Linked DNA regions of Homo sapiens: region 2 is linked to region 1. A link is a loop called in an ENCODE intact Hi-C map of the cell type or tissue named here. Cell type or tissue: chondrocyte. All regions are shown on one strand. Each heading gives the region's core, and the rest is flanking DNA. Links, peaks and the distances in the headings are about the cores only. Region 1 overlaps LOC102723739 (a long non-coding RNA gene). Region 2 holds the start of LOC107985871 (a long non-coding RNA gene).

Region 1 (11,875 bases), core at 4,984-7,483:
ATATGCCTGAATGAAATTTAATCCAAGTATGCAAGCTTGGCTTAACATTTTAAAACCAATTAATGTAATTATAACATTAACAACCTAAAGAAGAAAAATCTTATGATCATATCAACAGATGCAGAAAAAGCATCTGAAAAAATTCAATACCCATTCATGATAAAACTGTCAGCAAACTAGAAATAGAGGGAAAGGTTCTCAACTTGATAAAGAACAGCTACAAAAAAACCCCACAGCTAACATTTTATGTAATAATGGAAAACTAGATGCTTTCCCCCTAAGATCACAAATAAAGCAAGGATGTCTCCTCTCACTGCTCATATTCAAAATCACACTGGAAGTCATAATTTGTGAAATAATAAATAAGGAGATAAACACTATACAAATTATCAAAGAAGAAATAAAGCTGTCTTTTGTTTGCAGATGACATGATTGTCTACATAGAAAATCCCAAAGACTCAACAAGATCAACAACAACAACAACAACAAACCCTCCTGGAACTAATAAGTGATTATAACAAAGTTTCAGGAAACAAGGTTAATATATAAAAGACAAATCTTTCCTATATACCGTCAATGAACAATTGGAATAAGAAATTAAAAGCACAATACCATTTCCATTAGCGCACACACACACAAGGAAATACCTAGGTATAAATCTAACAATATATATACAGGATCTGTGAGGAAAACTATAATATTCTGATGAAATAAATTTTAAAAGATAGAAATAAATTTTAAAAGATCAAAATAAATGATATTTAATCATCTATAAATATCCAAATTTACACGTATAAAAATTTACAAAATATTTATCTGTAAATTTGGTATTTAAATATTAGAGATATTCTATGTTCATAAACAGGAGGAGTTAATATTGTTAAAACATTGATTATTTTCAACTTAATTTATGGATTCAATGTACTCCAAATCAAAATCCCAGCAACATATTGTGTTGCTATCAACAAACTGCTCCTAAAGTTTATATGGAAAAGCAGAAGTTTATATGGAAAGGCAAAAGACCCATTTATTATTTTATGAATTAGCCACAGAATACAGAAGAAGAATAAGGTAAGAGGACTGACACTACCCAACTTCAAGCTCCAGTAATCAAAATGTCTTGATATTGGAGAAAGTATAGGCAAATAGATTAGAACAGAATAGAGTCCAGAAATAGACCCACACAAATATAGTTAACTAATCCTTGACAAAGGAACAAAGGCAATTCAGTCAATAAAGAATAGTCTTTTCAACAAATGATGTTGGAAAAATTGAACATCCATAAGTAAAAGAAAGAAGAAAGAAGGAAGAAGGAAGGAAGGAAGGAGATGGAGAGAGGAGAAGGAGGGAGAAGAAGGAGGGAGGGAGGGAGAAGGAAGGTAGGAAGGAAGGAAGGAAGGAAGGAAGGAAGGAAGGAAGGAAGAAAGGAAGGAAGGAGCAAAGACCTGAATCAATACCCAACTTAAAAAAAAAAAACCATACAGAAGCACATGAAAAGATGCTCAGTATCATGTGTCATTAGGGAAGTTGCAAATTAAAACAACAGTGAGACACTACACACCTATTAGAAAGGCTAAAATACAAAAAATACTGACAGTACCAAATGCCGGTTAAAACACAGAAAAACAGAAATTCTTGTTTCTTGCTAGTGGGAATGCAAAATTGTACAACCGCTTTGGAAGACCATTTGGCAGTTTTTTCCAAAGCTAAACACAACCTTATCATACGTTCCAGCAATCATGCTCCTAGGTTTTTGCCCAGTTGGTTTTAAAATTTATGTCCCCACAAAAACTTACAAATGTTTATAGCAGTTTTTGCAATAAGTAAAATCACAATCACCAAAAACTGGATGGCCTTCAATAGGTGAACGAATTAAAAGGTAGTAGTGGTTGGGCGTGGTGGCTCACGCATCCCAGCACTTTGGGAGGCCGAGGCAGGAGGATCACTTGAGGTTGGGAGTTCAAGACTAGCCTGGCCAACATGCAGAAACCCCGTCTTTACTAAAAATACAAAAATAAACCGGGTGTGGTGGTGCATACCTGTAATCCCAGCTACTCGGGAGGCTGAGGCAGGAGAATCGCTTGAACCCAGGAGGCGGCAGTTGCGGTGACCCAAGGTGGCGCCATTGCACCCCAGCCTGGGCAACAAGAGCGAAACTCCATCTCAAAATAATAATAATAATAATAAAAAGTAGTGGTATAGCCATACATGGAATGATTTTTTCATAAAAAGAAATGAGCTATGAAGCTATAAAAAGGTATGAAGAAACCTTAAATGCATATTGCTAAGTGAAAGAAGCCAGTCTTAAAAGGTTACATACTGTATCATTCCATCTAGATGGCATTCTGGAATGGCAAAACTATGGAGATAGTAAAAAAAAAAAAAAAAAAAAAAAAAGTCAGTGGTTGCCAGAGGTTGGGAGACGGAAGGGGAAGAGAGATGAATCGGTGAAGCACGGGGGATTTTTAGGGCAATAAATCTCTTCTCTATGATACTGTAATGATGGATATATGACATTATACATTTGTCTAAACCAATAGAACTATACAACACAAAGATGGACTTCAATGTAAACTATGAACTTTAGTTACTAATACTGTATCAGTATTTTTTCATTAACTGCAGCAAATGTTCCACACTAATACACGGTGTTAATAACAGGGATATAGTAGAACACGTGGGGAGAGGAGGTTCTGTACTATGAGCTCAATTTTTTGGTAAATCTAAAACTGTTCTAAAAAATAAAATCTAATAATCCCTTAAAAATCAACACGGTAAATTGCCACATGTAAGATTCACAGAATAAAAGAATGATTTTACAAAAAGAATGATAAAGATCAAATAGTTTCAGAGCTAGCAGAGGCCTTAGAACTGGTCATCCTCTCACCAAATCTTCACTGGGCAGTTACAGAGTGTCACTGTCTGCATGAGGCACTGCAAGTATAGTGAAAACTAAGACAGCCCCTGTCACAATATAGTATTAAGGGAAAAAGTTCAAATGATTTCATTTTTGATGTGTGTATGTGAGAGAGAGAGAGAGAGAAAGAGAGAGAGAATAGAGGTAGGGAGAGAACATTGAGAGGAAGCTCACCAAGACATGAACAGTAGTTATTTCTGGATGGGCTTTTATTTCCTCTTACTAGTTTCTATCACTTTATAGTGTTTCTATGATAAGCATGCTTTGCTACTGTCATAAGAAAATTAAATAATAAAATGTTCCTTTATTCTAATGATGGCACTTCAGAAAATGCTACCAATGAAGTAAATTTGAAGTCAGGATTATGAAAGTAAATGAATTGGAACAGGTGGGTGAGTAGCCGGGACGACCCATTTCTCACAGGGAAGGTGCACAGCAGGGAGCCCCATGCACTGCATGAAGTGTGTTTGGCAGCCACAGAGGACAGGCTTAGCAGCTCCGTGGTGGATTTCACTCAGTGGCAGCAACACTTGACCACCAACAACTATGGCAAGGCAGCTTTGCCATCCTGATAGTTTTTGACACTAATTTCTACTGAGTTTCCTCAAAGAATGTTTCACAGAAAACTAGTTCTCAAAATATTCGTAGGTAGAATTCTATTAAATTAAACAAAACTAGCACAATTATTTATAGAAGAACATACCAAAGCATTTATTATTCTATGATACAATGAAAACAGAGAGTACAGTGTTTCCCTAATTGGAGAAAAAGTAATTCTCCCTGCTTTTCCTTTCTTTCCTTCTTCCTTTATTCTTTCTTCCTTTTTCTCTTTCTCTCTCCAGTGGGGACAAGAGAATTTCATGGAATGGGTGTCATTTGGTACATACTTGGAGAGCTGTTACTCTGCCAGATGTCACACCAATTGTTTATGGGCTATGATTTATTGTGTTTGTCAATATAGCTCTCAGTATTCCTACCACCAAGCACAGCAGCTAGCACATAGAAGGCTCTCAATAAATACTTGTTAAATAAGTGAATGAACTCTTTTTCCAGCTGGAACCATGGAGGATGTAGAAGAGAAGAAGAAGAAGGTTCCTGTTATGCCAGAAACCCTTAAGAAAAAGGGAAGGAATTTCTCAGAGCTGAAGATCAAGTGCCTTTGAAAGAAGTTTGCCTAAAAGATGCTTTGAAAGGCAAGGAGGAAGCTTATCTATGAAGAAGCAAAGCACTATCACAGGGAATAAAGGCAGATGTACAGAACTGAAATATGAATGGCGAGGATGGCAAGAAAAGCTGGCAACTTCTATGTACCTGAAGAACCCAAATTGGCATTTGTCATCAGGATCAGAGGTATCAATGGTGTGAGGCCAAAGGTCCGAAAGGTGTTGCAGCTTCTTCGCCTTCGTCAAATCTTCAATGGAACCTTTGTGAAACTCAACAAAGTTTCAATTAACATGCTGAGGGTTGTAGAGCCATATATTGCATGGGAGTACCCAAATCTGAAGTCAGTAAATGAACTAATCTACAAGCGTGCTTATGGCAAAATCAGTAAGAAGCGAATTGCTTTCTTTGACAGATAACACTTCGATTGCTCAATCTCTTGGTAAATATGGCATCGTCTGCATGGAGGATCTGATTCATGAGATCTATACTGTTGGAAAATGCTTCAAAGAAGCAAATAACTTCCTGTGGCCCTTCAAATTATCTTCTGCATGAGGTGGAAAGAAGAAAAGGCCACCCACTTTGTAGAAGGTGGAGATCCTGGCAACAGGGAGGACCAGATCAACAGACTTATTAAAAGAATGAACTAAGGTGTCTACCATGATTATTTTTCTAAGCTGTTTGGTTAATAAACAGTACCTGCTCTCAAATTGAAAAAATAAATAAATAAAAATAAATAAACAAATAAGTGAATGATTGAATTTCATTAAGAAAAAATGAATTACTACAAAACTCTGTACTTTCTTATCTCACCTAGATTTGACTTGCACTTTCCTACAGAGAAAAGAAGTCACCCAGGTTCACAATGAGCAGCCCAACTTGGACAATTTACCAAAGCACAGAAGAATTCAAAATCTAGATCTTCTCACCAGGACTCTCTCCAGTGGCTGTCCTACTTGCAAATGTAATCATCCTCCCAGAGGAGAGTCAGGCACAAACCAGGGAGTGAGTTTGTTGTTCATCTTGCAACACCTCTTTCAATGAATCTAACTTGCTTCACAAGAGTCCATTGGGAATGGCCCCCCAAAAAAACAGTCGCTTGGATTATTTAAGTGAACACATGACAGTCAATGCAATAAGGCCTTGCCCTCCCCACTTCCCCATCAATATTTATCAAGGACATGGTTTTTCCAAGGGAGAAAGGAGCATAGTCTTGTAACAGCTGTTCCAGAGAACAGACCGTACATGGATTAAAACTAACTCAAGTCAAGAAGAAATTATGTACAGTCTTATAAAAGAGAGATGCGTCTTGAGCTGAGAAAGTGCATGTTCCCTTAAATATTTTCCTGCCCCCACATGCTTAGCCCCTTCAGTACTTGGTGTCCCTACCTTCTGCCAGCTTCTGACCCTGAGGAATGATCAAACCTCGTTTTTCTAGGAACTGAAGGAGCTCTTTAGCCCCTCAAAATACATCAAAGGAAGACTCAATGCAGCCAAAATTCAAGCCTAAATTTTGAAATACAAATATTTGAACTGATCATGATGTCCACGTCCTACACAAATAAAACTTTCTTTTAGAAAAGAAACCCCTGCTGGTTGTGCTGTAATTATTTTAGGCAGAATGCTTTTAAGTCTAAAGCCATTTTAAACTCTCAAAACTTTATACATCCAAGGAAAGCAAACTGAAAGTGAGCATCACTAAGTTTACTCTTATTTCTAAGATTAATCTCAACCTCCCTGGATTTCAACACTCACGCCGTTGTCCAGACTACTAGATGCAGCTGCAACTAGGGATTTCTTAAGTCACATAGGGAACCTGGACTAAATTAATCTGGAAGGATATGTGCCATTCCTAAGTTTGCGATTTCCTTCACTATGTTTAAAAAAGGGTTATTAGGTACTAATGCTGCACAGATTTTCTAAATACTCTATTTGCCAGTGGCAGAGCCAGATGTGGACCACATTAGGAGAGACATGCGTGACAGCGTTTTGCTAAATGTCCGTGATGAATTTTAACTTGCAAAGGGGAAAATTATAGCTGTGTGGTGCCAGGATAATTTCCTCCAAATACCACTCCCATCAGGTCATTTTCTCCTGTGACTCACCAGCTCCTTTTGAGGAAAGCGTAAAGTCTGGCATTAGAGGCCTCAGTCATCTTCTCTTCCTCCAGACTATCCCAAAGGATCCCTGTATGCCAGGACCACCTCTTGACTCTCCTTCTGCGTATTTTGCTTGGGTGGCTCCCTCTGTCTGGAATACATAGCTCTTACACCCTTCAAAACCTGGCTCGAATCTCATCATTTTCAAGGAGGCTTCCCTCCCCAGCCTCCCTCCACTGATTATTCTCCTGTATTTGGCATTCACTGCAGGTATCCATAGTTGTCTCTATGACTGTTGGTGGTGGCCACTGGAAAGCTCAGCATCGAATGTGAGGCCCCATAAAGCAAGTGTAGGGAGCAGCCTCCCTGGGGGCATTTGCACACTTTCCCCTTCCCCCTTCACCGTATGTCCCATCCTTGATTTTGCTTTGCTTTTTCATCCGCTTTGTTGTCTTGATTTATTTTTAAGTGATATCTTAAGTCCTTTCTGAATAAGAATAGAGTGAACATGCGAGTCTTTGGACTACGTTGGCATGTGTTTTTTTCCCAGCACATGTTCTCTGTGAATGTCTGAGCTTCCACTACTTCATATGCTCCTCTAAGAAAAAAATAATCATCTCAGAAGCAAGATGTCTTCCTCTGTTCTAATTTCTGGAACTAACATTTTTTGTTTTTCCTTTGATTAAAAGAGTATGTGTGCAAGACCCCTTATGTAATGTCACCTACAACCCAGAATTATCATCCCATGTTACACATGAAGAAGCACATAATCAAAAGACTAAACAGACAACCCATAGACTGGGAGAAAATAGTCGCAAACTATGCATCCAGTGAAGGACAAATATCCGGAATCTATAAGGAACTCAAACAAATCAGCAAGAAAAAAACAAATAATCCCATCAAAAAGTGGGCAAAGAACATGAATAGGCAATTCTCAAAAAATATACATGAACAGCCAACAAACATATGAAAAAAAAATGTTCAACATCACCTTACTCCTGCAAGAATGTCCATAATTAAGAAGTCGAAAAACAACAGATGTTGGCATGAATGTGGTGTAAAGGGAACACTTTTACACTGCTAGTGGCAATGTAAATTACCACAACCACTACGGAAAACAGTATGGAGATTCCTTAAAGAACTAAAAGTAGAAGTACCATTCGATCTAGCAATCCCACTACTGGGTATCTACCCAAAGGAAAAGAAGTCATTATATGAAAAAGACACATGCACATATGTGTTTATGGCAGCACAATTCACAATTGCAAAGATATGGAACCAACCTAAGTGCCCATCAATCAACAAGTGGTTAAAGAAAATGTGGTATATATACAACATGGAATACTACTCAGCCATAAAAAGGAACAAAATAATGCCTTTTGCAGCAACTTGGAAGGAGCTGGAGGTCATTATTCTAAGTGAAGTAACTCAGGAATGGAAAACCAAATATAATATATTCTCATAAGTGGGAGTTACACTATGAGGATGCAAAGGCATAAGAACAATATAATGGACTTTGGGGATTCTGGGGGAAGGGTGGTAGGGGCGTGAGGGATAAAAGACTACATATTGAGTACAGCGTACACTCCTTGGGTGACAGGTGCATCAAAATCTCAGAAATCACCACTAAAGAACTTATCCATGTAACCAAAAACTGTACCCCAACTATTGAAATAAAAATAAAAATTATTTAAAAAATACTAAATGGTTGACCCAAAGTCACCCAGCTTATACGGCAGAGTCAAGACTTGAACCCAGGCCAACCTAACTCAAAATGCCTTGACTCTGTATTCTCTAAAAGCGTCTAGCACCAAAACACACACCATGAAGTGTCTAGCACCATAACAGGCACTCATTCATTATTGAAGTATGACCCAAAACATTTGGTACAGAATTGAATAAAACCATGAAGGCAAAGCTATTGAAAATTGAGCTTGCAAAATTGGTAGAATTGGCTTCATGAAAAACTGAGGAGATTCTAATTAGGTCTATCAGAGAAAGACAACACAGATCTACAAAACATTCTGGATGTAGGTGAACAGAATACTAGAAGAGATGCTGTGAGCTGATGTCCATGTTTGAATACAAAAGAAAAATAGATGGGCACGCTGGTTTAGATTTATAGGTCCAGGGCAAACTGATCCAACTGTGGAATCACTGAACCCCCCTTGGGTTTCAATGAGGGTACCCTTGGTAGTTACTTTCGGCCCTAAGGGGTTTGACAAAATGGGACAGACAGGGTTTTTACATCTGAAGCCAGAATACAGAATCTTTGTTCATTGAGGATCTTCATACATGTTACCTTATCTAATACTTTCCCTAACTTCCCCCAGTGTTTCATGTTTGTTATATTTACACATGGTCTTATAACGACGTGTCTATGTCTATCTTGCCACATTGCCCAGGCTGGTCTCGAGCTCCTGGGCTCAACCAGTTCTCCCACCAGAGCCTCCCAAAGTGCTGGGATTACAGGTGTGAGCCACTGCACCCGGCCTAGTTCTCAAATTATATGGAGGAACAAAGACCTAAGAGTAAATAAAGCACTCCTGAAAAGGAATATCAAGACTTATTCCAAAGCTAAAATAACAAAGACAGTGCTGTACTGGCACAGAAATAGACAAATTGCCCAATGGAACAGACTAGAGAAACAGAGACAGAGAGAAAGAGAGAAGGGTGGGTACTTGAGGATGGAAGAGAAGGCACTGCGGATGACAAGGAAACAATGAACTCTTCAATAAATAGTGCAAGGCCACTGGTTACCTACATGGGGGGGAAAATACTGTGACTAATCCCTGCTTTGCACCATGCAGAAGAATCAAATGCTAGCAGATTTAAGATTTAAATACACAAGGCAAAACTCTAAAACTTTTGAAGGCAACATGGGAGAATATCTTTAGAACATCAGAGAGGTGAAGGTTTCTTAAAGAAAACACAAAACTATGAAAGAAAAATAATAAATTTGGCTACATTCAAATTAAGAACTTCTGTTTAACAGTAGACCCCATGAAGAAAGTGATCAGAAAAGCAACAATGTAGGAGAAGATATTTGCAATATATATAACCAATATAATCTACATAAAGATGATGTATTTTTTAAAATCTTTTCAAAGTTCAATAAATAAGTTAATAAATACACAGTTCACAGAGCAGAAAATATGAATAGCCCATAAATATATAAAAGAATACACAACCTCATTAGTAATCGCAGAGACACTAAGATACCAGTGGGACTTTACTTTTTACCCACTGGATTGGCACAAATTAATAAGGCTGATATTGTCAAAAACTTGGGCTGGGCGCAGTGGCTCAGGCCTGTAATCTCAGCACTTTGTGAGGTCAAGGCAAGTAGATCGCTTTGAGCTCATGAATTCGACACCAGCCTGGGCAATATGACGAAACCACATTTCTACAAAAAATACAAAAAACTAGTTGGGTGTGGTGGTGCACACCTGTAGTCCCAGCTACTTGGGAGACTGAGGTGGGAGGATGGCTTGAACCTGGGATGCAGAGGTGTGGGGGTTCAGTCAGGATGGTGGGAGAAATTGTAAAATTATGGGAAATAAACGCAAACCCTCTTGGAAGGCCTGGAGGTCTGCATAAAGTGTTTGGCTGAAGGCAGAATTCTCTTAAAAGCTCAGGGCATGGATACATAGGAATGTAGAGTAGTTTATCTAAATAGCTTGTTTATTCATGTGGTCCTAAGACCAACATTTGGTCAACCACAGATGCATGATTGCTCTCTACTCAGGAGGTCAGCAATGTCAATTACCCTCTAGTGGTTTTTACTCAAGACCTTTGTCATCTAATCTATACTGAATAAATGTGAGCTTCGCTGACTGAATGGAGCCATGGCTGCTACTCTTTACAGAACCTTCCTTGGTGTCTGTGAGGGGCCCAGACCCTTAGCTGGACTGACAGGCAGAGTATCTGTGTCAGTGTACATTACTCATCCGTTGTTGGGTGAGGGTCTGCAGAACAAATGCCCGCACAGAGGTTGCAGTGAGCTGAGATCATGCCACTGTGCTCCAGCCTGGGCGATAGAGCCACACCCTGTCTCAAAAAAAACAAAAAAAAAAAGAAAAAGAACTTGGAAAGAGTATGATTCAACTGGAATCTTTATTCACTCTTGGCAGGAGTCTAAATTGGTATAACCCCTCAGAAAAAATAAGTTAAATATATTCATATACCTTATAGCCTAGCAATCCTACCCTAGAGAAACCCTCGCACACGTGCACAAATTCATGTGGTTGTACTTCTAAGTATAACCCTAGAGAAATTCTTGCATGTGATTTACGTATGGGAATGTTCACAGCAATATCAAAATAACAACCAGAAACAACCCAAGTGTCCAAAGTGTTCAGAGAAAGAATAAACAATTATTTATAACTACTCACACAATAAAATGCTAGAGACAGTAGTGAAAATAATGAACTACATGCAACATGGATGAATCTTAGAAACAAAATACTGAGTGGAAAAAAAGCAAATGAAAAGAAGACTGCATGTAGCATAATACCATTCTGATAAAGTGGACACAATCAAATAATATGTTTCTTAAGGTTATCTACATATGTGCTAAATTATTATTTTAACCAGGGCTTTATAGAAATAAAATTCGGAAAGCTGGTTACTTCTAGGGACTTGCAGGGGATGGCATAGGAAAGGAGCCCACCAGCTACAGCAATGATATTGATCATGTTCTAGTTTAAGGACGACTCACAGGTGTTCTTCCTGTTATTACTATGCCTCATCCCTTAACTGTGTGATACTCACATTATTTTGCATATATCAGCTATTACATAATAATAGCAAATAAAAATAAAAGAACAGGCAAGGCACAGTGGCTCACGCCTGTAATCCCAGCACTTTGGGAGGCCCAGGTGGGCGGATCACCTGAAGTCAGGAGTTCGAGACCAGCCTGGCCAACATGGCGAAACCCCATCTCTACTAAAAATACAAAAATTAGTGGGGTGTGGTGGTGAGTGCCTCCAGCCCCAGCTACTCAGGATGCTGAAGCAGGAGAATCGCTTGAACCCGGGAGATGGAGGTTGCACTGAGCTGAGACCACACCGTGGCACTCCAGCCTGGGTGACAGAGCAAGACTCCATCTCAAAAAATAAATAAATAAATAAATAAATAAATAAATAAATAAATAATAAATGGCTGCAGTTTTACGATAGTCTCAAAAAAGAAAAACAAAAAGAATAAAAGGAAAAAAATCAGGTGTCCACGCTTTTCTGAGAATACAGAAACAAAAGTCTTTCAGTTACTCACAATTTTTCCATACTCACCAACACAGAATGTCAGAAGTGGACCCCAGCAAGGCCCTGTAGACCCATCACTAATTAAGTAGATGAGGAAACGGAAGCTCAGGGATAATACGTGACTGCTCCATGATCACCTGGCAGAGCCAGGAGCCAAACCCAGGTCTCCTGATATTTCTTCTCTTAGATCAAGTCCCCAGGCAGTGGCCTTCAGTCTGGTAGATAATAAAAAGAAAACTCCAGTCTTCTTTATCTTTGTATCTCTAAGACCTAGCAAAGGGCTTAATAATTTGTTGGCCCTCAAAATGTTTTGTTTCTGAATATTATGGAATTCCCATTGGATTCGTCACAAGAAGTCCTCAAAGTGGTAAAAATTCTCTCTTCTGGTTCGGTGGCTTCAAACCAAGAAAAGGTTCCTGGAAGCAAGACAGAAG
Region 2 (11,875 bases), core at 3,375-5,874, 87 kb before region 1:
GGACATCCTTGGCTGGTCTTCCACTTCGATCACTTTCCTCTGACCTTTTTTCTTTTTTTCTTTACCTCCTTTTTGCTCTCTTGTTTTCTCCTGCTTTCCTTCAATGTCTTTTGTTAAATTTCCATTTAAATTTATTCTCCCTTGGGCCTCATAATTTTGTCTACATTTCTGGTATGATTTTGCCATTTTCTTTGATATTCTTCCTATGTTCAATGACTATCATTTCATTTCTTCCTTTTCTTCTTTCTTGATCTATTTGTGTTGCTGAGTTTTATATTTCTGATTCAGTTTTATATTTCTGATTCAGTTTTATATTTCTGATTCAGTTTTATATTTCTGATGCTTTTTACGTATCTCCAAATTCTATTTTGAGGAAAATTAATTTTTGTGGGAGTATTATGTTACAGTTTTCCTCAGCTCATTGTTCCCCCCACCACACCCTGCCCCTGAGGTGAGGGAGTATTTTCTTCAGCTGAATTACCTTGGTTCACTTTTTACGACAGTTTTATTTGGATATGACTGCGGTTTTTCTGTACCTCTTCATTCTGTGGAGAGAGTTCATCGTGTGACATCAGCATTTCCTTTCAGTTCTGCCCTTTTCTGTGAAGTTTCTTTTATGGAAGATGTTGATGGTGAAGTTAGGAAGAAAAAGAAAGGGACTACTGTGTCTTTCTTCCTAGAAACATTAATTTTATCTTTTCTTTTTTCTTTCCTTTCATTGCTATTTCACCGAGGAATACCACCACTTCTCTGTATCTCATTCTCCCTAAGAAGCCGTGCTTCTCCAGGGCTGCCACTTCTGGGCCTCACTCATTTCAAATCTTTTCCCTGCAGCTGGTGGTGTGAACTGCCAAGTTCCAAATTGCGTAGAGCATTTCTTAACGTAGTTGGGCTTTCTTTTGAGAGTGTGCATACCTTATGTAAGTCCTTAATGCCCTCTACTATTTTTGATACCATTCTTTAATACTTCCCTACTTCACTTTCCATATCCATAGGCTTGAAGCAGTAAGGCAAAAGGTAGCTGTTAGAATATGATGCATTTTTCTACTTGCTGATCATTTACAACTTGTAGTATTCTCCAATTCTTAGTAATGCTAAAGCCATAATGTTATTTTCTATTTTCACTCTATTTATTTTAAGGGTTTTTAAAGTTGTATGGGGAGATTTGAAGTCAAGCAGCTGCCATCATTTTCCATTCCTGTTTGGTGTTCATTGAACTTCTTGGATTTTCATGTTGATATTTTTCATCAAATTTGGAAAAAAATTTTGACTGCATATTTTTTCAAAACTTTTTTATCTCCAATCTCTATTCTTTTTTTTTCTCAAATCTCTCTCTCCTCTTTTTCTGGGACTTTAATTACATTAATATTTGAACCCTTAATACCATTTCACAGATAACAGAGACTACCTCTCTAGCCTTTCTTCTCTTAGCTTCAGTTTGGATAGTTTCTACTATTCTGTCTTCAAGTTCACTGATCCTTTCTTTTTCAGTGTCCACTGTGCTGCTAAGCCCATCCAGTGAACTTTTTATTTGAGATATTTTATTATTATTATCATTTTCATTTCTCTACTGAGAGTATCCATTTGTTTACTCATTAGGTTTATCTTATTTAAACCTGTAAACATATGCATAATGGCTGTTTTAAAGTCTTCGTCTATTAATTCCAACATCTCTGGGTCTGTTTCTATTTTTTGTTAATTTTTTTTCCTGGACATAGGTAACATTTTGCTACTACTTCACATATCTAGTAATTTCTGATTGTGTGCTGGTTATTGTAAATTCTTGAAACTCCCTTCTCTTGGCTCCTGTGACACAATGATCTCTGGGTTTTCCTACTACTTCTTTGGGATTCTGTCCACCTTCTTTAACACTCATTATCTTCTACTTGATTTTTAAATGTCATAGATCTTCATGGCTCAATCTTATATTTGATCTTTTCTCACACTATATTTTCTCTTTAGGCAGTCTCATCTACACCCTATGCTTCAATCAATCACCACCTACACACTGATGATTCAAAATCATATAAATTCAGATGAGACCTCTTCTTTGACTAACTTCAGACTAATTGCTACTTGTTTGTTTCAATAACACATCTATCTCACTATGTCCAGAACCAATATTGTGATTTCTCTGGCCTGCCTGCATGTGCAAACACACACACACACACCCACAATATGAAATAGGAAACTTCTTCTAGTGATATAAATTTCAGTGAATTACACCACCATCACTTCAATTATGCATGTTTGAAATACAGACACTTTGACACCTCTTCCTTCCTCATTCCCCATATACATTCCATCTTGCAATTTTATTGATTTTATACTTCCACTTGTCTCCATTGCCATCTCTCTCTGCCACTATCCAGTTTTTAGCTCCCACCACCTCTCACTTGCATTATGAAATAGCTCCAAATTTATTGTGCACCTCTAATCTTTCCCTGCTATAATCCATTCTCCAAATCATTGCCAGCATTACATTTTAGAAATGCAAATCTAATAATGCAAATCTAATTCATTCTCTCTCTGTATTTGTCTCTCTCTCTCTACATGCACACACACACACATACACACACACAGTTTTAAAGAAGGCTAAATTGTTGTCCATTGCTTTTTGGATGAAAACAAAAATCATTAACATGGGCTGATCCCTACCTGACTCATGTTACCATGCTTTCCTTGCTCTCTCCTATCCCTCTCTGTTGTCTTGGTCCTATATACTGTTCTGGATTTCCTGGAGTGTATCTGCCTCTGGTCTTTGCCTGTGCTATTCCATCTGTATTAACTGCTCTTTTCTCTCCTCATCACCTCCTCCAAACCTGAAATCAATTGTCCTTTTCTTGGGGGAAGCCTTCCCTGAATTCCTTGGCCAGTCAATCTCACACTTATGCTCACAGTGGCACAGTGTACCTCTCATTTGTAGTCCCTATAACATTTGTAATTTCACATCTATTTCCGTGATTCTTTCATTCAGGTATGACACCCCTACTGAATTATAACTGTCATGAAATCAAGAATTGTGTCTGTTTTGGCACACTCATATTTCTAGTATCAATCATAGTGTAGATGTTTAATAAATATTTACTGAATCAGTGAATAATGAATAAAAAGTACTCTTCCATGAATCTTTCTTATACTCATGCTTAGCTCTCACTCTACCTTTCTAACAAATGGCCTAAGCAGAGGAAGATGCTAAAGGGGCTGCTAAGGCAGCAAGAAAATCAAGTAACACAGAAACAGAGTCAGTTGGTTCTTTGCACTTAGGATTCTCAGAAGAATTTTTTGCTTCTGCCTTCAAAATTAAACTGGAATATTAAAACTGATCTTTTGGTCCCTGGAAGATGAAGTACAAACCATCATCAAAAAGTATCTACTGTTGGGACTGGTGACTCACTTTGTCCTTCCCTCCTGTAAGCCATGAGAAGGAATCAGAATGATTCTGTCATCAAGAGCATCACAAATCCTGGATCTTCACCTGATTAATGCTTCACGTCTAGCACAAGCACTTTCATTTTCAAGGGATTCCATACTGTATTGTCTAGCCCCTGGCTGGGTTGGGATATAGTTATCTTGGTGGCATAGGATCAGCATGTGTAAGAGCGGGATATTATTGGGCGCTGTATTGAAAAGAGTAACCCTGGGAAGGTGAGGGTGATTATTAAGACCAACTCTGAAGCGATGACTGGTGACCAGAAATGAGTTGATGTCAGAAATTTCTACAGAGATGGTGATAGCTTATAAAGGTGAAAATCCAGTAAATAGTCTGGGGTTTAAAAACTCAAGTAAGGGATGAATCAAGGGATGATGCAGAAATTATGTGTAGTAGAAAAGGCAGATGTCAGGGGTAGAAATACATCACCGGGCAAGTAAGGCCAAGTACGTGCCCATCTGGAACACAGGGCAGAATCTCTTCAGTAAGTTGGCTTTATTGGTTTTAGTCATTTTTATCTATTGCTGATGCTCATGTGATACTTTGTTTCTTGGGTGAATTTCGGTATCTCAGACAGACACATACAAGGAGAAAGAACAGAAGTTCTTAGGTAGTTTTTTAGTAATAGAAGTTCTTAGATTTTTTTTTTTTTTTTTTTTTTTTTTAGTAAGAAAGAAAAGTGCTGGGAGAGATTGATCGTTCCTTATAAAAAGGCCTTCATTCCTCACAAAAATACAACTTTCAGTCAAGAATTTGGTCCTTTAAAAAAGAAAGAGGAAGAAAAGAAAGCATGAGCTCTATCCCTCTTTTGACTAAATACTACCACTGACTTTCCTGTTTAGAACTAAAGGCTGTCTCTTGTTCCACAGGTCAAATGCATACTTTTTAAAATGCCACTTGACCCCTTGGGTTCCCCATTCTCAGTAGAAAAACAAAATGGTCATTAATTTATTTTGACATGCAAACTCAGCTGAACATTTTTTGGTGATTCAACCCCACAGATGTAAAGTGAAAGAGTGCCAGAAAAGCAAGTGAGAGCCATGAGATTACCACAAGTCTGTGAGCACATTTTTTTCAAGGCTTACAGAATCCCAAAGCTTGCCCTTGCTTCAGGAAAAAGAACTGGTTGACACCTGAGAGGTTTTAAGCCACAAGAAGCTGAGGCCCGTTGTGAGGAGGGCAGGGACAGTGGGGCCAGGCCACACGCGACGCGTCACCCACCTCCTGCCTCACCTCCCCCCACTGAGATGTCTGCTGGGTGGGAGGAGGCTTATTGCCAGAGAACAGTCTGGTGTTTTCTGTTCCTGCTTCAGGAAGTCCCCCTTCTCCCGCCACCCCCGCAGCTCCTCAGCCTGGAAACAACTTTTAGAGAGGAGAAGGGAAGCAAAGCTTTCAAAAGCAGATACCTGTGGGGTTTGAAGGGAGGTGCCCCTTGTTCAAGTATTTCTCCCCCAAAATTGAAAGGACACTTCAGATTCATTCATTTTAGTTTTGATGTATCTTCAGTAATTAAGAAGCCACTAAGAAAACTGACCCTGGGAAGGCAAATTCCTGAAGCTGAGTCAGATACAGCCAGCTCTTACCATACCATCTGACCCTCAGTTCCCTCTGACCTCATCTCTTCCCACCTCCTCTCTGTCTGACTCAGCAGTGAGGCCACACAGGCCTCCCTGCTGATTCGAGAATGGCTCCCACCTGAGGCCTTGGGCCCCCCTTGTTTTCGCCCCCACATACCCATCTGGCTTCCCCTTCACTGCTTCCAAGGCTCTCCTCAGAGAGCATCCTGTCAGACCAGTCTTTCCTGGACATGCTGAGTGTACCTTTCCCCTATTTCATTTTCCTTCGTGGCACCTTTTACCACCTGATATGTTCAATGGCTCTATGTTTGTTTGTAGTAAGTCTCGCCTGACTAGAATATAAGACCCATGGGAGAAGAGACTTTCTGCTCTACCCTTGGCACATACCGGGTGCTCAAAAAATATTCAAGTGCTCGCTTCGGCAGTACATGTACTAAAACTGGAACAATACAGAGAACATTAGCACGGCCCCTTCACAAGGATGACACACAAATTTATGCAGCATTCCATAATTTCGAGAAATACAAATCAAAACCACAATGAGATAACATCTCACACCAGTCAGAATGGCTATTATTAAAAAGACAGAAAATAAGAGTTGCTGGTGAGGCTGCAGAGGAAAGGGGAAAGCTTATATGCTCTTAATGGAAACACAAACTAGTTGAGCCACTGTGGAAGACAGTTTGGAGATTTCTCAAGGAACTCAAAATAGAACAACCATTAGACCCAGCAATCCCACTACTGAGTATATACCCAAAGGAAAGTAATTCATCCTATCTTAAAGACACATATGCTCCTATGTTCACTGCAGCACCATTCACAATAGCAAGGACATGGAATCAACCTAAGAGCCCATCAACAGTGGATTGGAGAGAGAAAATGAGGTACAAATACACCATGGAATACTATGCAGCCATAAAAAAGAATGAAATCATGTCCTTTCGCAACATGGATGGAGGTGGAAGGCATTATGACCTCCATAAATGACCTAATGTAAGAACCTAAAACAAAATATTGCATGTTATCACTTGTAAGTGGGGCCTAAACGTTGAAGACACATGATCACGAAGATGGGAACAATAGGCACTGGGGATCACTAGATGGGGAAGGAAGGGAGCAGGGGGCATGGGCTGGAGTGCCACCTGTTGCGTCCTATACTTATTCCCTGGGTGATGGGATCATTGGGATCCCAAGCCTCAGGGTGATGCAATTTACCCATGTAATAAACCTGCATGTGTACCCTTTAATCTATGATAAAAGTTGAAATTAAAACATAAACAAATAAAATCCTGAGTACTGTTTCAAAAAATATATTTGAGGAAAGAAGGAAGGAAAGAGGGATGGAGAGATGGAGGAAGACTAAAGGAAGGATCGTGGCCCTGAGAGAATAGAGCACAGGCCAGGGGTGAGATACAGAGTGAGATGGGAGCTGAATGGGGTCTCTGAAACTAGACATGGAAGACACCAAAAGAAACATTCCTACTTCATCTTTCCCTGTGCCTGGGATAATTTACTCCTGGATGGTAAAGATATGTCTTGGTTTCATCTGTGTTAAATAAACCTGCACGATGTTACAAGCTGGCATTGCTTCATAAGCTTGACCTTAGCTTTCAAATAGGACCTCGATCATTGCTCAATGACCAAGTCACAAAGTTGCCTAATGATATTGGCCCACAGCCATGTTATTGCAAACATGGCAATGACTGGCCAAAACCAGGTGTGCTCCTTACATTTCTGCCCGGGTGATACTCTCAGAGAGCTCCTCGCCATGAGAACTAAGTCAGTCTCCCAGTGCCAGGAGCCAGGACAATTACGGGGCTTTCCCTATTGTGTGTTCTTGCTGCTAACCAGCTCCCAGGCCTAGGCTTCTGAGAAACAGTGTAGGCACACAAGCTGCAGATCTCTCCTCCCTTTATTCTCTCTCCCCTTCCCCAAACCCACAATAGCCTCTACCATAGTGCTTATTCTTTTGACCTGTTCTGATCTGCTAGCCTAACTATTCCCCAACACCTTTAGGAAGATAGGTCTTCCCTGACCCTCAGTCTGAGGTCTAGAAGCCCTTCTGCCTTGCCTCACAGGCATCTTCCCTCCTCCCCCGTCCCCTAGACCAGTCCAACAGCAGCCCGTGCAGCCTCTGAAGTCCACTCCCAGTGCTAGCTGATGGGAACCCCATGGGCTCCTGTCTGCTATACAAATGGAACAGACTTTCTTCAGAGCCAACCCCAGCTGCCCCACTGAAGCTGGTTGCCACAGTGATTTTCAGTCTCATACCAGATTCTGATCTCTTCTCTTGCCCACCTTTGGTGCTGCAGAGTGGATCATCTTGTTTTATACTCAAGTCATCATTAAAATTTATAGAAAAAGAGAGAATTTAAAAAAAAAAACACTAAAAAATCACCTTGTACGCATATACCTCAGAAGATCTTTGGCCTAATGGTAATCTGTGACATTAAGGCAAATAACCAAAAATATGTAATTTTTCTATTTATTTCTTTGAGTGGGCTCAGTTGCAGATATATGAATCTGACCAGGGTCCTGATCACTTCCTGCTCCCAAAGACCACCCTTTGAGCCTGTAAGATCCAAAGTCAACTCAGTGGATTAATGTGCAAGTCTAGCCTGAGCCAGTAAGACATGGTTCCCTCTAAGATGCCAGGAAAGGACCTAGGGCTTCCCTGGGCTGAGCTCTTAGGTAAGCCATGGCCTGGCCTGGCCTCTTAGAGGTTGTGCAAGACCAGCCTCTGTGATCTGCGAAGGCCCTGAGTCCCAGACATCGTCTCCAACACTGACCTAGATCCAGTGCCAGCAGGACAAGAAAGTCCCCTCTGCTTTAACCTTTACATGAAAAGAAACTTTGAAATGACCAATCCACATTTTTTTTGTTTGTTTTTTTCTGCTTTCCACAGCCCTTTTCTGTCTGTAAAACCAACCTCCTCTTCTTGGCTCATCAGAACACTCATTCTATTTTATGGAATAAAGTGCTGCCCAATTGTAGAATCAAAAATACAGCAAATTAATGTTTTTTATATAAAGTTTTTGATACATAATAATTACACATATTTATGGGGTATCTGTGATATCTTGACACAGCCATAGAATGTGTAATGATCAAATCAGGGTATTTAGGATATCCATCGCCTTGAACATGTATCATTTCTTTGAGCTAGGAACATTTCAAATTTTCTCTTCTGGCTATTTTGAGATACTCAATATGTTTTTGTTAACTATAGTCACCCTACTTTGAGGCTGAATACTAGCGCTTATTCCGTCTAACTATATGTCTGTACCTATTAACCAACCTCTCTTCATCCCACACACCCTTCATAGCCTCTAGTAGCTACCATTCTTTTCTCTACCTCCATGAGATCCATCTTTTTAGCTCCCACATATGAGTAAGAATATGCAATATTTGTCTTTCGGTGCCTGGCTGATTTTACTTAACAAGATGCCCTTCAATTCCATACATGTTCCTGCAAATGATAGAATTTCATTCTTTTTTACGGCTTAATAGTATTCCATTGTGTGTGTGTGTGTGTGTGTGTGTGTGTGTGTGTATCACATTTGCTTTATCCATTCATCTGTTGATGGACACTTAGATTGATACTGTATCTTGGCTATTGTGAATAGTGCTGCAATAAACATGGGAGTGCAGGTCTCCCTTTGATATATTGATTTTTTTTCCTTTGGATAAATACCCAGCAGTGGGATTTCTGGATCACATGGTAGTTCTATTTTTAATTTTTTGAGAAACTTCCATAGTGTTTTCTATAATGGCTATACTGATAAATGAATTTAACAAGGTTGCAGAATACAAAATCAACATACATAATCAATAGCATTTCTATATACCAATAATTAACTTGCTGAAGAAGAAATCAAGAAAGTAATCCCATTTAAAATAGCTATAAAAAATTAATTGTCTAGGAATAAATTTAATCAAATTTAATAAATTCTTTCCGATGAAAGAAATTGAAGAAGACACAAACAAATAGACGTTCCATGCTCATGAATTGGAAGAATTAATATTGTTAAAATGACCATACTACCCAAAGTAATCTACAGATTCAATCTCTTATCAAAATACCAATAACATTCTTCACAGAAATAGAAAAATAATCCTGAAGTTTATATGGAACTACAAAACACCCCAAATAGCCAAGCAATACTGAGTAGAAAGAACAAAGTGGTAGGCATTACACAATCTGACTTCAAAATATACTATATTTGGTTACATATAGTAACCAAAATGGCATGATATTTAGTATAAAAAGACATATAGACCAGTGAAACAGAATAGAGAACCCAGAAATAAATCCACGTATTTATAGCAAACTATTTTCAACAAAGGTGCCAAGAACATACACTGGGGAAAAAATACTCTCTTCAATATACGGTGTTGGAAAAACTGGATATCCATATCCGGAAGAATGAAATTGGATCCCTATTTCTCACCATATACAAAAATCAACACAACATGGATTAAAGACGTAAATGTAAGATCTGAAACTATAACACTACTAGAGGAAAACACAGGAGAAATGCTTCAGGACATTGATCTAGGCAAAGATTTTATGGCTAAGACCTCAAAAACACAGGCAGCAATTAAGATCTTTAAACCAAATTTGTTGTAATTTTGTCTTATGACACTAGCAACACAAGTGAATTTAGAACCATTTGTCTGGTCACTTACCGTAGAATTAACCACCTTCAAAACATGTAACGACTTTACCACTTAAACCCTTACCATTTTGTTATGGTCAGGGATACTGTGGGCCAGGTATTCAATAAGGACACAGTAGAAATGGCTTGTCTCTGTTCCACAATGTCTTGGACCTTAGCTGGAAAGAAGCAAAGGCCAATGGTTACTTGATGGCCGGGAGCAAATATCATCTCAAGGCTCCCTTCCTCACAGGTCTGGTTCCTATGCTAATAGGACTCAAAGACGAGGATAGGTGACTCATTACCTACCCATGGCCTCTATACATGGGTTGGTGTTTTCACAACATGGTGGCCTAGGTATTCAGACTCAAGGCTCCAAGAACTAGTGTTCTAGAAAACTAAGAGGAAGCTGCGTCACTTTTTATGATTGAGCCTCAGAAGTCAAGCAGTATCACTTTCCCTACTCTACTGTTTGAACAATTACAAGCCCACTCAGATTCAAGTGGACTCCACGTCTTGATGAGGGGGAACTAAGGTCACAACGTAGAAGAGCACAGACGATAGGAGACACTGGCCATCTTTGGAAAATACAATTTGCCACTCATCATGTGTTAATGCACAGATGAGGAAGTGCTATCTGCTCTTCTCCCCTCCTCAGCTCACCCTGACTTCTGTGTTTCCAGTCCTGATTATTTATAACACATGTTCAATATAACAAGGATGTTTTGAAGCCCAAAGGAGTGAATCCTTTCCTAGCCTTTCAAACCAAGATAAGGAAAAAGTGGAAGAAGACATTAAGACATGCAGCTCTAAGGAACTATCCAAATTACACTAGGTAGATGCCCTGCAGATGTTTAACTTCAAGATTTCCAGAGGCCACGTGTGTGTCAGTATCAGAGAATCAAGTTTACATTCTCAATAAGTAGATGTTGAGAATATACAGCTGATCCCCACTATTTGAAGATTTTTGCATTTGTAAATTTGCCTACTGACTAAAATTTATTTGTAACCCCCAAATCAGTATTCAGAGTTTTTGCAGGCATTTGTAGGCATGCACCAAGTGGCAAAATATTGAGTTACCTTATGTGCACGTCAACAGACGAAGGTGAACAAGGCAATACTCTGCCCTCTTGTTTCCATTCTCATACTGTAAACAAGTGACCTTCTGTGGTCAACCTAGTGCCTTATTTTTCAAACTTTTGTGGTTTTGTTAGCAATTTCACTCTCTAAAAATGACCCTCAAGTCTAGTATTCCTAAAAACAATAAGGCTGTGATGTGCCTTACAGAGAAAATACATGTGTTAGATACACCTTGCTCAGGCATGAGTTAAAGTGCTGTTGGCTGTGAGCTCAGTGCTGATGAATCAACAATATATATTAAGTAAGGCATCTTTAATCAGAAACACACATAAAGTAAGGTTATCTATTGATCAGTTGGCAAAAATGTAACTAGAGGCTCACTGGAACCTAAACCTGCATTTCCCTTAGGAGCAGTGGTTCAATATTTGCTAATTCATTGTTTGCAGTGACTTTATAGAGCATAACTTATATTACAAATAATGAGAATCAACTGTACCGTAGATCAGGACTTTTATAAGCCCTGGAGATACAACAGTGACCAAGCAGACCAAAATCCCTGCTGTCATAGAGTTTATATTCTAGAGGAGAGGGGAAAACATAAATGAAATAAATAAATAAAAGATATGTATGTTAGAAGGTGATAAGTGCTATGGGAAAAAATAAAGCAAGTGATGGGAGGTGGGAGTGGGCATTCAAGGTGGCCTTTTTTGTTGTTGTTACTATTGTTTTCTGTTTCTTTACCAAAAAAAATGGCCAGGGTGGACCTCAATAACAATCAGATAACAGTTGAGACAGCTGGTGAAAGAGATGAGGAAGAACACTAAGCGATTTCCCGGAAGACAGCAGAAAGAACAACCAGTACACAGGCTGAGGATGTAAACAAACCCGCCATGTTGTGGAAACCAGGAGGAGGCTCATGTGCCCAAAATGCAGTCAGTAGGAGATAAGGTCAGAGAAGTAAGAAGGTGTCAACTCAATAGGGCCTGGCAGCCCATTGTAATGACTGGGGCTTTCACACTGAGTGAAAGATGGTAAGCATCCAAGGGAGAAACAGGAGAGCAATTAAAAGAGTGGCAAAAATCTAGACTTGGAGAGTAATTACCACCGATTATAAGAAGTGGTCAGGT

The links. A loop is a pair of places that touch in the nucleus more often than their neighbours do. Peaks named below come from ENCODE experiments on the same cell type or tissue, not always from the same donor. Only the 100,000 strongest peaks of a DNase experiment are listed, where the experiment ranks them.
Region 2: it touches region 1 in a loop (4-fold over the local background); 3 of 110 quality-filtered maps call a loop at or near these places.

What each region holds. Positions count from the first base shown.
Region 1 is chr2:38,227,590-38,239,464 of GRCh38, forward strand. It overlaps LOC102723739 (a long non-coding RNA gene), which reads right to left. Exons shown (of 4, transcript XR_007086289.1): 1 at 11,469-11,875. It also overlaps the pseudogene RPL7P12. Among named protein-coding and RNA genes, the nearest start is that of CYP1B1-AS1, 100 kb to the left of the region's middle. In chondrocyte, for the core only: a CTCF peak has its summit at 6,344; no DNase peak of the experiment used is centred there.
Region 2 is chr2:38,141,996-38,153,870 of GRCh38, forward strand. The region is part of intron 2 of CYP1B1-AS1 (CYP1B1 antisense RNA 1); the gene reads left to right. It overlaps LOC107985871 (a long non-coding RNA gene), which reads right to left and starts at 8,171. Exons shown (of 4, transcript XR_007086290.1): 1 at 4,840-8,171. It also overlaps the pseudogene RNU6-951P. RefSeq lists enhancers at 4,453-5,652, 4,707-4,756, 4,787-4,886, 4,958-5,766, 4,967-5,146 and 1 more. In chondrocyte, for the core only: no CTCF peak of the experiment used is centred there; a DNase peak (open chromatin) is centred at 4,676.